3 separate regions of the Homo sapiens genome follow, and regions 1 and 3 are each linked to region 2. A link is a contact called in ENCODE Hi-C or POLR2A ChIA-PET data. All regions are on one chromosome and are shown on one strand. Each heading gives the region's core, a stretch centred on a gene start or an enhancer-like site at or near the end of the contact. The rest is flanking DNA. Distances are from core to core; before and after follow the strand shown.

The links. A loop is a pair of places that touch in the nucleus more often than their neighbours do. ChIA-PET counts read pairs that join two places held with the same protein, here RNA polymerase II (POLR2A). Pooled maps may share reads with other maps.
Region 1: a map with no recorded cell type shows a loop between it and region 2 (4-fold over the local background). The contact joins the enhancer-like site here to the promoter of HYI in region 2. A Hi-C loop is called at or near these places in 1 of 37 single-sample maps with no recorded cell type and 1 of 50 pooled maps. POLR2A ChIA-PET finds 5 or more read pairs at or near these places in 2 of 52 experiments (CD8-positive, alpha-beta memory T cell and OCI-LY7).
Region 3: a loop to region 2 is called in a map of naive thymus-derived CD4-positive, alpha-beta T cell, with 6 times the contacts of the local background. The contact joins the promoter of SLC2A1 here to the promoter of HYI in region 2. A Hi-C loop is called at or near these places in 2 of 168 maps with a recorded cell type or tissue (ascending aorta and naive thymus-derived CD4-positive, alpha-beta T cell) and 8 of 50 pooled maps.

Annotation. Positions count from the first base shown.
Region 1 is chr1:43,833,374-43,836,849 of GRCh38, reverse strand. The region is part of intron 4 of ST3GAL3 (ST3 beta-galactoside alpha-2,3-sialyltransferase 3); the gene reads right to left. Among named protein-coding and RNA genes, the nearest start is that of MIR6079, 3.5 kb to the left of the region's middle. RefSeq lists enhancers at 1,148-1,915, 1,916-2,683. Within about 2 kb of position 1,614, at least 19 of the 41 ENCODE cell types and tissues checked have a DNase peak (open chromatin) inside an H3K27ac peak, as active enhancers do; they include OCI-LY7, where a contact is called at or near this core.
Region 2 is chr1:43,452,609-43,455,308 of GRCh38, reverse strand. It overlaps HYI (hydroxypyruvate isomerase (putative)), which reads left to right and starts at 1,378. Exons shown (of 8, transcript NM_001190880.3): 1 at 1,378-1,714; 2 at 1,812-1,923. The coding sequence starts at 1,516. SZT2 (SZT2 subunit of KICSTOR complex) reads right to left here. Exons shown (of 72, transcript NM_001365999.1): 72 at 1,062-2,700. It overlaps HYI-AS1 (HYI antisense RNA 1), which reads right to left and starts at 1,382. Exons shown (of 2, transcript NR_174945.1): 1 at 1,256-1,382. RefSeq lists silencers at 1,342-1,641, 1,752-1,811 and an enhancer at 2,602-2,700.
Region 3 is chr1:42,956,505-42,960,151 of GRCh38, reverse strand. SLC2A1 (solute carrier family 2 member 1) reads left to right here and starts at 1,284. Exons shown (of 10, transcript NM_006516.4): 1 at 1,284-1,518. The coding sequence starts at 1,501. It overlaps SLC2A1-DT (SLC2A1 divergent transcript), which reads right to left and starts at 1,103. Exons shown (of 4, transcript NR_033967.1): 1 at 575-1,103. RefSeq lists silencers at 928-1,111, 984-1,393, 1,524-2,163.

The DNA.
Region 1 (3,476 bases), core at 365-2,864, 380 kb before region 2:
GTGGGTCTGGAGTCACTGCCCTGCCACCAAAATCTCTGCACTATGCAGTCTAGAGAAGATCACAGCCAAAGAACAGGATATAGTCAGTGAATGGGCTCCGTGACTGCCGGGGCTGGAGGCCCTGCATGCTGGGGCACCTGAGTGAGCCCTGGCTGGCTGCCAGTTCTGAGTCCCCACCTCCTCCACCCCCACCCTTGGGCCTGCTGCCAAAACTCTGGTGCCCAGCTGCTCTACTGTGCTGGGGCCCTGTGGCAAGCCTACCCTCCAGGCTGCCTTCTGCAGGGTCTGGACTGGGTGGGTGTGGGGTGGTGGTACCAGAAATGATGATGCCACTGCCTAGTGTGTGTCATGTCTGATTCACCACAGACCCCTCGGGCCTAGCCCAGAGCCTTACACAGAGTAACTGCTCATTGAACACAAACTCATCTGATCAATGCACAATTTCTTTTAGAAATCTACATTTTCAAGCATCCCCCACCACGGAAATTCAAAGCCTGAAATGCAAATCTGAAGGCTGAGTGACAAGCCAAGGAGTTGGGACTTTATTTGGTAGGCAAAAGAAAGCCAAAAGTCTAACAAGAGAAAAACAATATTTTCTTATGTAAACAACTGTATTTTTGAAATGAAATATAAACCTCAGTGCAATTACAGAACTGACTAGAAGCTTTTTGACTAGGCACAGTGACAAAAACGTTCTAGATGTTTTCAGTTAGCTCTCTCAACAACTCTGTGAGTTGGTGCTATGAATTAATTTACACACAAGGCCTAGAAAGATGAAGAGACTAATCCAAGATCATACAAGTGGTAGACACTGGATTAGAACCCAAGGTCTCTAACACCAGTGGAGGAACTCTTAACAGGGCACTGCCACCAACACGGTCACGGAGGAAGGCACAGGACAGCACAGGAGTGGTCAACACAGTCAGACACGGGGTGGAGAAGACAGTCCAGAAGGCCTCACACAGCTTTGGTCTGCGGCAGTAAGGCATTTTGAGTCTCTTCATGTCCTGTCCCCAGTCCCCACCATCTGCTTGCCTGCCTTGTGCTGTGAGTTCCTGTGGTCTTTCTGAATTCCAGAAAGTTTCATAAACAGCAGAAAGATGGACAGCAGGTGCCCTTCTTAACACAGTGCAGTGCAGAAATAAATGAACAACAGACAGACCTTTGGCCACCTCTTTTCTCTCTAGTTTACCCCATCAACTTTTGGCAAGGTACTTAAAGAATAAGGGCTGTGGGACAGTCCAGGGGGCACAGGATCACGTCATCTACAATGGAGAGGGAGCTGGAGCCCAGCAGGCAAGGCAGGAGATACTGCTCTCTCCATGGCAGTGGAAGGCAGTCCAATATCAAGGATGATGGGCTCCAAATCAACCCCTCATTTAGAAAGCGACAGTAACTCCTAAAACGTACAACTCTGGGTACAGTGGGTCATGTCAAGTTATTACCAAATTAAAATGCCTTAGAAATGGCCTCCTGACTATCCCAGTGAGAGAAGAATAGGGGGAGTGTTGGGGATTCTGAGTCATCCAGCAGGCTGGGACCTCTGGGGCAGTTAGCGGTCAAAACCACCAAGATTAACGGTCGCCAACTCCCTGGGGCCAGAATAGTCAGTCTCTCTAAGGCACTCACACTCCAAATGCCAGCAGGCCCCCACAGATGTCTGATCAAATCACTCAGCCCTTGTTCTTCTCCTACTCTGCAGCTGGCCTTTCATTTTGGGAGATTTAGCATTAAACCCAGTAAGAGCACCCATTGTCCTGCAAACGTGACTACCAAGCCCCTGGGGTGAAGAGTGTTACCACTGCACTCACAAGAGGAAATCCAGATGGACAGGCTGGAGCCCCAAAGAAGGAACCAGACGCTTCCACTCTCCTGCTTCACTCAGAAGGACTGAGTTTAAGGAATCAGGCCAAGCAATGGGTCATAAATGGAAAAAGCATCAGATCTGGAATCAGAAACTGTCACAGAGGACACTGACAAGCAAGTGATGGAAAATCTGATTTTCAACTTCCCCATGTGCAGTGGAAACCATGTAATTCCAAGAATCGCATCAGGATGTGGTGAGGGAGCACATTTGGAGGGGACACACATGCTGTGTGACACGCGTGGCTGCCATAAGCGCCTGGCTCGGGTTCAGATCCAACCACAGGGAGAGTCACCACATGATATCTAGTGGGAGGGTGCCCTGGCTGACGTGTGTCTGAAGGATCAGCATTTGGGAGATGAGGAGTAGCACTGCAGGAGGCTGAAAGAGCAGGAGAGTGTGAGGCTGTGGTCAACGAAGTGTCTTAGGAAGGACGCAGAGACCAACTGCGTCACACACTGTGGAGGTCCAGTAAGGTGTGGCCACAGGACTAAATGCTGGATTCGGCAACAGGGAGGTCACCACCAACCTCAACAACAGCCATTCCACTGGAATGTGGAGGTGAAACTCGTTTCACTGGGTTTAAGAGAAAACAGGAAGAGACAAACTGAAGTCATGAAACACAGACTATTTTTAGGAGTTCTGCTACAAAGGAACAAAGAAATGGGGCAATAGCCGGAGCGGGGAAGCAGGGTAAAGTGTTTTTTGAGGTTAGGAAATATTTCCCCAAGTTTACAAGCTGGTTAGAATAAAAGAAAAACTCACAATGCAGTAGAGATAGGACAGTTGTAGGGAGAATGTTTCTTTTTGTTGTGTTTGTTTTCTGAGACGGGGTCTCACTCTGTTGCCCAGGCTGGAGTGTGGTGGCATGATCTCGGCTCACTGCAACCTCCACCTCCGAGGTCCAAGTGATTCTCCTGCCTCAGCCTCCCGAGAAGCTGAGGTTACAGGCGCCTGCCACCGCGCCCGGCTAATTTTTGCATTTTTAGTAGAGACAAGGTTTCACCATGTTGGCCAGGTTGGGGGAGAATGCCTGTGAGAAGGCGGAGGGGGAAAGGATCTAGCGCAAAACTGGAAGGGCTGGCCTTAGCTCTGCTCCCTTAGCCCGCCTTGGCCAGGGATGCCTATTTTCTAAGCACCACTTCCCTTGCGAACTTTCCATGATACTTCCCTTCTCAGGTAGAACCCATCCCCCTGTGGACCTGCGCCACCTAGGGCAGACCTTCATCTTCACTTGCTCACTTGTTCCCCCATTCTCCTACCGCCTTCCCCTTTCTGCCTCTCATTTCCACAGGCAACAAATATTTAGAGACAATAGAGTCACTCTGCTTGGATTTTTATCCTGGCTCTCTTAATAGCTGTGTGATTTGGGGCATGTCTTTTAAATTGTTTTGTGCCCTTAATTTGCACATCTTTAAAAGTGGGATTATACTAGTACTTACTTTATAAAATTTTTTTGTTAAGAGTTATGCTGAGAAAGAAGGGCTGGCACTGAGTACGGTGTCTGGCCCCTCGCTGGTGCTCAGTACATGCTAACTAACTGGCCTGGGATTAAGGATACAATGATGACTAGGACATAGTTAAGGCCTAGCATTACACTCCATTACACTGA
Region 2 (2,700 bases), core at 129-2,628:
TGGAGTTGAGTGTTGACAGAACAATCAGTGGGAGCTGGGTGTTCCTAATGTTGCACTTTAAGCTTCTCTGTCAAAGTTAGCACAGACGATAGATCAAGATGACGTTTACTCATGAATTGTTGGGATATAAATTTATATTTTTCAAAGGAAATTTAAGATATCAACAACTTAAATATGTTCCTATTTTTGACCATGTAATTCTACCCATAAGAACCTGCCCAATCAGTTGGGTTATTGTAGATGAAAGTAAAATCATTCAAATTATCTCAAGAAACATTAAGAGGCTATACAGAGACAGAAACCCAGGAAAGTCTAAGCATCCCAGCCTTAAGTGCACAGACCTGGGGGCAGCTATGGGTTTGGGCACCCTTGGGATGACATGGGTTTCTCAGGGTGCTACCTCTATTCACAGGACTTGGTTCCCCTCCTTTCCGCTCTAGCTTTTCTTTACCATAGGACTGTCTTATTTCGTTTCTACAGCCCAGTCACCTTCTGGCAACACCACCTGTTGACTCTCAGCATTTCCTTGTTTGAACTCTTGATTGGTTAAATTACCTTTCCAAACGACGCAAGTAAGAGGTTTTTGGCCAGTCTATGGATTGGCTGCCCTGGGATCAGATGACCTCCCTGGTCCAATCAGCTGAGGCTAAGGCTAAAAAGGGACAGCTCACCCATAGCTGCTCCAATGGGGCGGTTTCCCTTGCAAAAGACTAGCGGCGTGAACGGGCAAACACTGTGATGGACATCTCTAGAAAAAGACTCGGAAAAGAGTCAGAGATAGGGACTAAGAAGTGCCTGAAAGTGCGCTTGCAGCGCGCGTGCACACACACGATATCCAACCACAAAGTACAATAATGACTTGCTGCTTAGGTGTGCGACAATGAGCAGCGAAGGCACTGACTTTGAAGGCTATTGGAAAACACGAGGAAATGCTCACAAAATAATATTCCATGAAAAAGAGCTATAAAACAGCATATACCGAATGATCAGAATTTCCAAAGAAAAAAATTGCATATTTTAAAATTTGGACGGGAAAGCCAACAGGCTAGTGGTGTGATAACTGGCGGTATAAAAGTGCTTCTTTATTTGGTCATACAGCTTTCAAATGTTGCTTAACGAACAGATAGCATTTTTATAATCAGAGGAAAGACTCAGTATTAAAGTGCGCGTCCCATCATTGCAACCGGGCCCTCGGGCAGCCAGCTCTCTCTTGCTTCGCGTCCGGCTCTCAGGCCCTGGAGCTCGGCCTCCCTACCTTCTCCAGGCGCGGGTCCTGCTCCTTTTCCGGCCGCCCTCGCTCCGCCCCTTCGCCTCTCCCCGTGATCCCTCTCTCGCTAACCGTAGGCGCTTTTCGTGAAGGCCCGGGTTTTTACAGCACTTCGCTTTTCTAACCACGAACAGTGCTCGTTCGTTCGCAGGGCCAGCAAGGAGAGCCCCGCCCCCGCCCGCCGCCCGCCGCCCGCCGCCCGCCGCCTTTGGATCCCGCGGACTCCGCCCGGCCCGGCCTCCCCAGGCATGGCGCCGCTGCGCTTCTCCGCCAATCTGTCCTGGCTATTCCCCGAGCTCTCCGGCCTCCCCGCGCGGGTGCGGGCCGCGGGCAGCTCGGGCTTCGAGGCCGTCGAGGTGGCCTGGCCGTACGCGGAGACGCCTGAGGCGCTGGCGCGCGCCGCGCGAGAAGCGGGGCTGCGGCTTGTACTGATCAACACGCCCCCGGGTGCGTCGCGGGCCGGGAGGGCTGGGAGGGCTGGGGGGTGCCGGGGCGCGGGCAGGGGAGTGTCCGAGCCGGGGGCTGAGGCCCGTTCTCTCTGCAGGAGACCAAGAGAAGGGGGAAATGGGGCTGGGGGCCGTCCCCGGGAGACAGGCGGCCTTCCGAGAGGGACTGGAGCAGGCCGTGCGGTATGCCAAAGCCCTGGGCTGTCCCAGGTACCCCGCTCCACCCCACCCCCACCCCTGTGACCCATGACCCTGATGCAGGTTCAGGGAGTCGAGGACGCCAGATCTGAGACGCTCAGAAGTCTGAGCCCACTGGTTTATCTCTGCCTCTGCGGTCCTGGTCCTTTGTAAATTGCCTTTTGTATTTTATCTGTCTTATGCCACTCTGTTTGCCACTCTTTCATGCTCACCCCATGCTGGGATCCCATGCTGGGAGCTCAGTCTGCCTAGGCAGATAGGAGAGTAAATATATACAGTGATGCATTTGAGGACAGGCCTATTCCAGGAAGCTGTGGGAGCAGGGTAGGCACCTAACCCTGTCTGGATCAGAGAAAGCTGCTTACAGGTAGTGATGCTTGGACTGTCTTCAAGGAGTGGGCATTGCTTGATGGGCAGGAAGTTGAGTGTTCCTTGCAAGGGTGCTGTGGCAAGAGGAGGCCTGGTGTATTTGGCAGCGTTCCTGAGGCTGGACATGTATGTAGCCTGTTGGGATGGGGAGGCCTGGAATGTCTGCTTGGAGCTGGATGTGGCTAAGATCAGGGGATGATGGGAGGAGGTGGACGGCTCAAAGTGGGGCTGATTCAAATGTCAAATCCTGCAGAGGCCAAACAGGCTCAGAAGGAACTGGCAAGAGGGGATCACTACTGGTCAATGGTGGGGGCAGAAAACAGATGGGAAAAGGCTAAGTAGATGCGAGGAGAGGAAGTAGAGACAGCAGCATGGAATACCTGAGAAGGGCAAGCAAAGGTCAGGACAATTTTTAAAGGT
Region 3 (3,647 bases), core at 35-2,534, 500 kb after region 2:
AACTTCCATGCTAAACACTTCATGAGCTTATCTGGAAATTGCACCTCTCCTGATAGCAATGAGATTGGTGTGGGAATTCCATTTACTCATAAGAAGACAGCCTCGGCCGGGCTCAGTGGCTCACGCCTGTAATCCCAGTACTTTGGGAGGCGAGGTGGGTGGATCACGAGGTCAAGAGTTCAAGACCAGCCTGGCCAAAATGGTGAAACCCCGTCTCTACTAAAAATAAAAATAATTAGCCAGGGGTGATAGCGGGCGCCTGTAATCCCAGCTACTCGGGAGGCTGAGGCAGAGAACTGCTTGAATCCGGGAGGCGGAGGTTACAGTGAGCCGAGATCGTGCCGCTGCACTCCAGCCTGGGCGACAGAGCGAGACTCTGTCTGAGAAAAAAAAAAATTAAAGAAAAAAACGAAAACAGCCTCACTGGCCAGGAACTCGCCCAGGATCGCGGCCGGGCCAGTATACAGTTGAGCTGGTTCAAACCCGAGGTCTATCATGTCCTTAATGTCCTATCATGTCAGTCAGTTAGCCTGCCTTTCATATTTTCCACACTTACAGGTCACCATAGACTCACCTGAACTGTGAGAAGTAGAGGAAGGCGTCCCAGAGGAGGTGATTTTAAAGCCCAGGTTTGAGATGGGTATGCATTTCCAGGCAAGAGAGCCCGGCCGGTGCAAAAGCAAGGCTTGGCTCACAAACGGGAATGTGGGGGGTGGAGACAGGGAAGGGAGAAGTCAATCCCTGGGCAAGACCTCCTGGAGTCTCTCTAACAAATAAATACTACTTTCCATGCAGTAGACGCTGTTCTAAACACTTTACAAATATTAACTCACTTGGTCTTTCTACAACCCTACGAGGTGGTACTGTTACTATCCCTAGTGCACCGAAGTCACCCAGCGGCCGAGTGAGAACTCCAGTCCAGCTTTCCACCCGCTACTCCGCGCATCCCAGCTTGCCTTACAGCCGGGTACCGGCTCCACCATTTTGCTAGAGAAGGCCGCGGAGGCTCAGAGAGGTGCGCACACTTGCCCTGAGTCACACAGCGAATGCCCTCCGCGGTCCCAACGCAGAGAGAACGAGCCGATCGGCAGCCTGAGCGAGGCAGTGGTTAGGGGGGGCCCCGGCCCCGGCCACTCCCCTCACCCCCTCCCCGCAGAGCGCCGCCCAGGACAGGCTGGGCCCCAGGCCCCGCCCCGAGGTCCTGCCCACACACCCCTGACACACCGGCGTCGCCAGCCAATGGCCGGGGTCCTATAAACGCTACGGTCCGCGCGCTCTCTGGCAAGAGGCAAGAGGTAGCAACAGCGAGCGTGCCGGTCGCTAGTCGCGGGTCCCCGAGTGAGCACGCCAGGGAGCAGGAGACCAAACGACGGGGGTCGGAGTCAGAGTCGCAGTGGGAGTCCCCGGACCGGAGCACGAGCCTGAGCGGGAGAGCGCCGCTCGCACGCCCGTCGCCACCCGCGTACCCGGCGCAGCCAGAGCCACCAGCGCAGCGCTGCCATGGAGCCCAGCAGCAAGGTGAGTCGCGCGCCCGCGGGCCCTCCCGCCAGGAACAAAGGCGCAGACTCCTGCCCGCCTTACGCCGGCCAGGGCCTCCCCCGCCGCCCCGCTGCGCTGTGCGCCCGGGGCGGGCCGCGCGCCTCTCCGAGCCTGGCTCGGTGCGGGTCCCGAGCGCAGCGCCCCGCCGGGCCGCTGGCCGCAGTGGGGATGGGCTTCGGATCTAGCGGGCCGGAGGGCGCCGCGTGCGTAGTTGGCGCCGGCACTGAGCACATGGCCTCCTTCCGGGGGCGCCGCGCCGTCCACGCGGCCCTGCTGGGGCTGGGGACACAGGGCCCGGGAGCGGCACGTCGCACACGACCTCGGCAGCAGCAGCCCAGCCTCGGCCCCTCCCGGTGCGGGGGAGGGGGCCCGAGCGCGGCGCCCATTGGCTGAGCGGGCCGAGCCCCCGGCCCGGCCCCGGCCCCGGCGCGCGGAGGAGTCAGGAGCCGCCCCCGCTCTCCGTCTGCTCCCCTAGCCCGGACGCCCCTGTAGGTGGGCGGCCTGGTGCGAGGTGTCCCACCGGCCTCCCCTACTCCTCCCGCCAGTCCCCCGCGGTGACGAGGCCGAGGCCGAGGGGAGGGCACTTTTCTCCAGGCCCGGGCTCGAACGCGGGGGTTGAGATGAACCTCCGGTCTCGGAGGCTCTCCTTTGCGAGGAGTGCAGGCCCCAAAGCTTTGGCCCAGTCTCGCGGAGATGTGTTCCGCGGAGGCAGGTTTACCCTCGGGGCCAGGCGGGGAGCGCAACCGGAGGGGCGGGGGATCTGGGGGCCAGGAAAGAGCCCCAGGCTGAAGTCTAGCGGGAAGCGCGCACGCCACGGGGTTGGGGAATGAGGGATGGGGACTCTGGGGACCAACAACTCCCTAGATAGGATTTCTTTTTTTCTGTGTAAGTGGGCTTGTCCTGCAGGGCATCTTTGTAGCGTCCGCAGAGCGATTTCTTTTCAACAAATTGTTTGTGGAGCCCCTCCTGTGTGTAGGGCATTGTTTCTTTCCACCTCCTTTCCTCCCCCTAGTCTACAATATTTTCAAGTCCCCTTTTTCTTTTGAAACGGTCCCTCTTTATCTATTATACTTTGATTTTTCCATCTCGTCAGCTGGGAGGGCACCTGGATGGCCCTTGTTTTCTTAGCTGGGACGCGGGGGTAGCACTGAATTTTGAACTGCCCTTCCTACTGGCTGTGGAGGTGTCCCGCTGAGACTGAGCGGGGTGGCGCTGGGCCGCACCCTCGGCAGGAAAAGGCCTTCCGCCCCACACCTGTTGAATCCATAAATCCAGACGACTTGGTTCACCCTTCCTGGGCCCTCGCTTGAGGTGAGACCCCGGGGAAGTTCCCGGGGAAGGCTCCCAGGATCTTAGGTGAGCCGTAAGGGTGGGATATAACTAAACAAAAGTTCAGTGAGAAGCTCTTCTAGCTAGTGGCAAGGAAGTCCAAATATCTCAGGGCTCTTGCAGGCCACTTAACTTCTGGGCCTCAGTTTTTCCATCTGAAAGAGATCACTTTTGTCACTTCCTCTAGGGAAGGAACTATCTATTCAGCATACTATGCCAGACATGGGTATTTATTTGTTGAGTGGATAAGGGAATACTACGTGGAGACAGAAAAGTGGAGGAGAAAATCAGCAGGTTCTTAGCCAAACTACTTTAAGCGTCACGGACCTTATAGCCCTGCTGGTTACTCACTAGCCTGGAGCTCAGAGAAGGGAAATAAGTTTGCCAAAGTCACACAGCTAGTAAGTGGTTGAACTGGATTTGAACCCAGGCCCATCAGATTTAATTTCATTTCTGTCTCCACTGTCTCTCTTCACCACAACATTTCTTGAATTTTGGGCAGAAGGGAGAGAGTTTGCCTATCTTCAAAGGTGGCCCCTTGTGCCAGCTGGTTCTAAATAGTGTAGCAGGTGGGTGCTCTTCATGGAGTGTTCTCCAAGTTTTCCACTGTCTACCTCGTCAGTAATTAATGTTGGAACACCTCTTTCACAGTGGTGTATCTGTATTTTTATTTTTTTATTTTTATTTATTTATTTTTTGAGACGGAGTTTCGCTTTTGTTGCCCAGGCTGGAGTGCAATGGCGCGATCTCAACTCCCTGCAACCTCTGCCTCCCGGGTT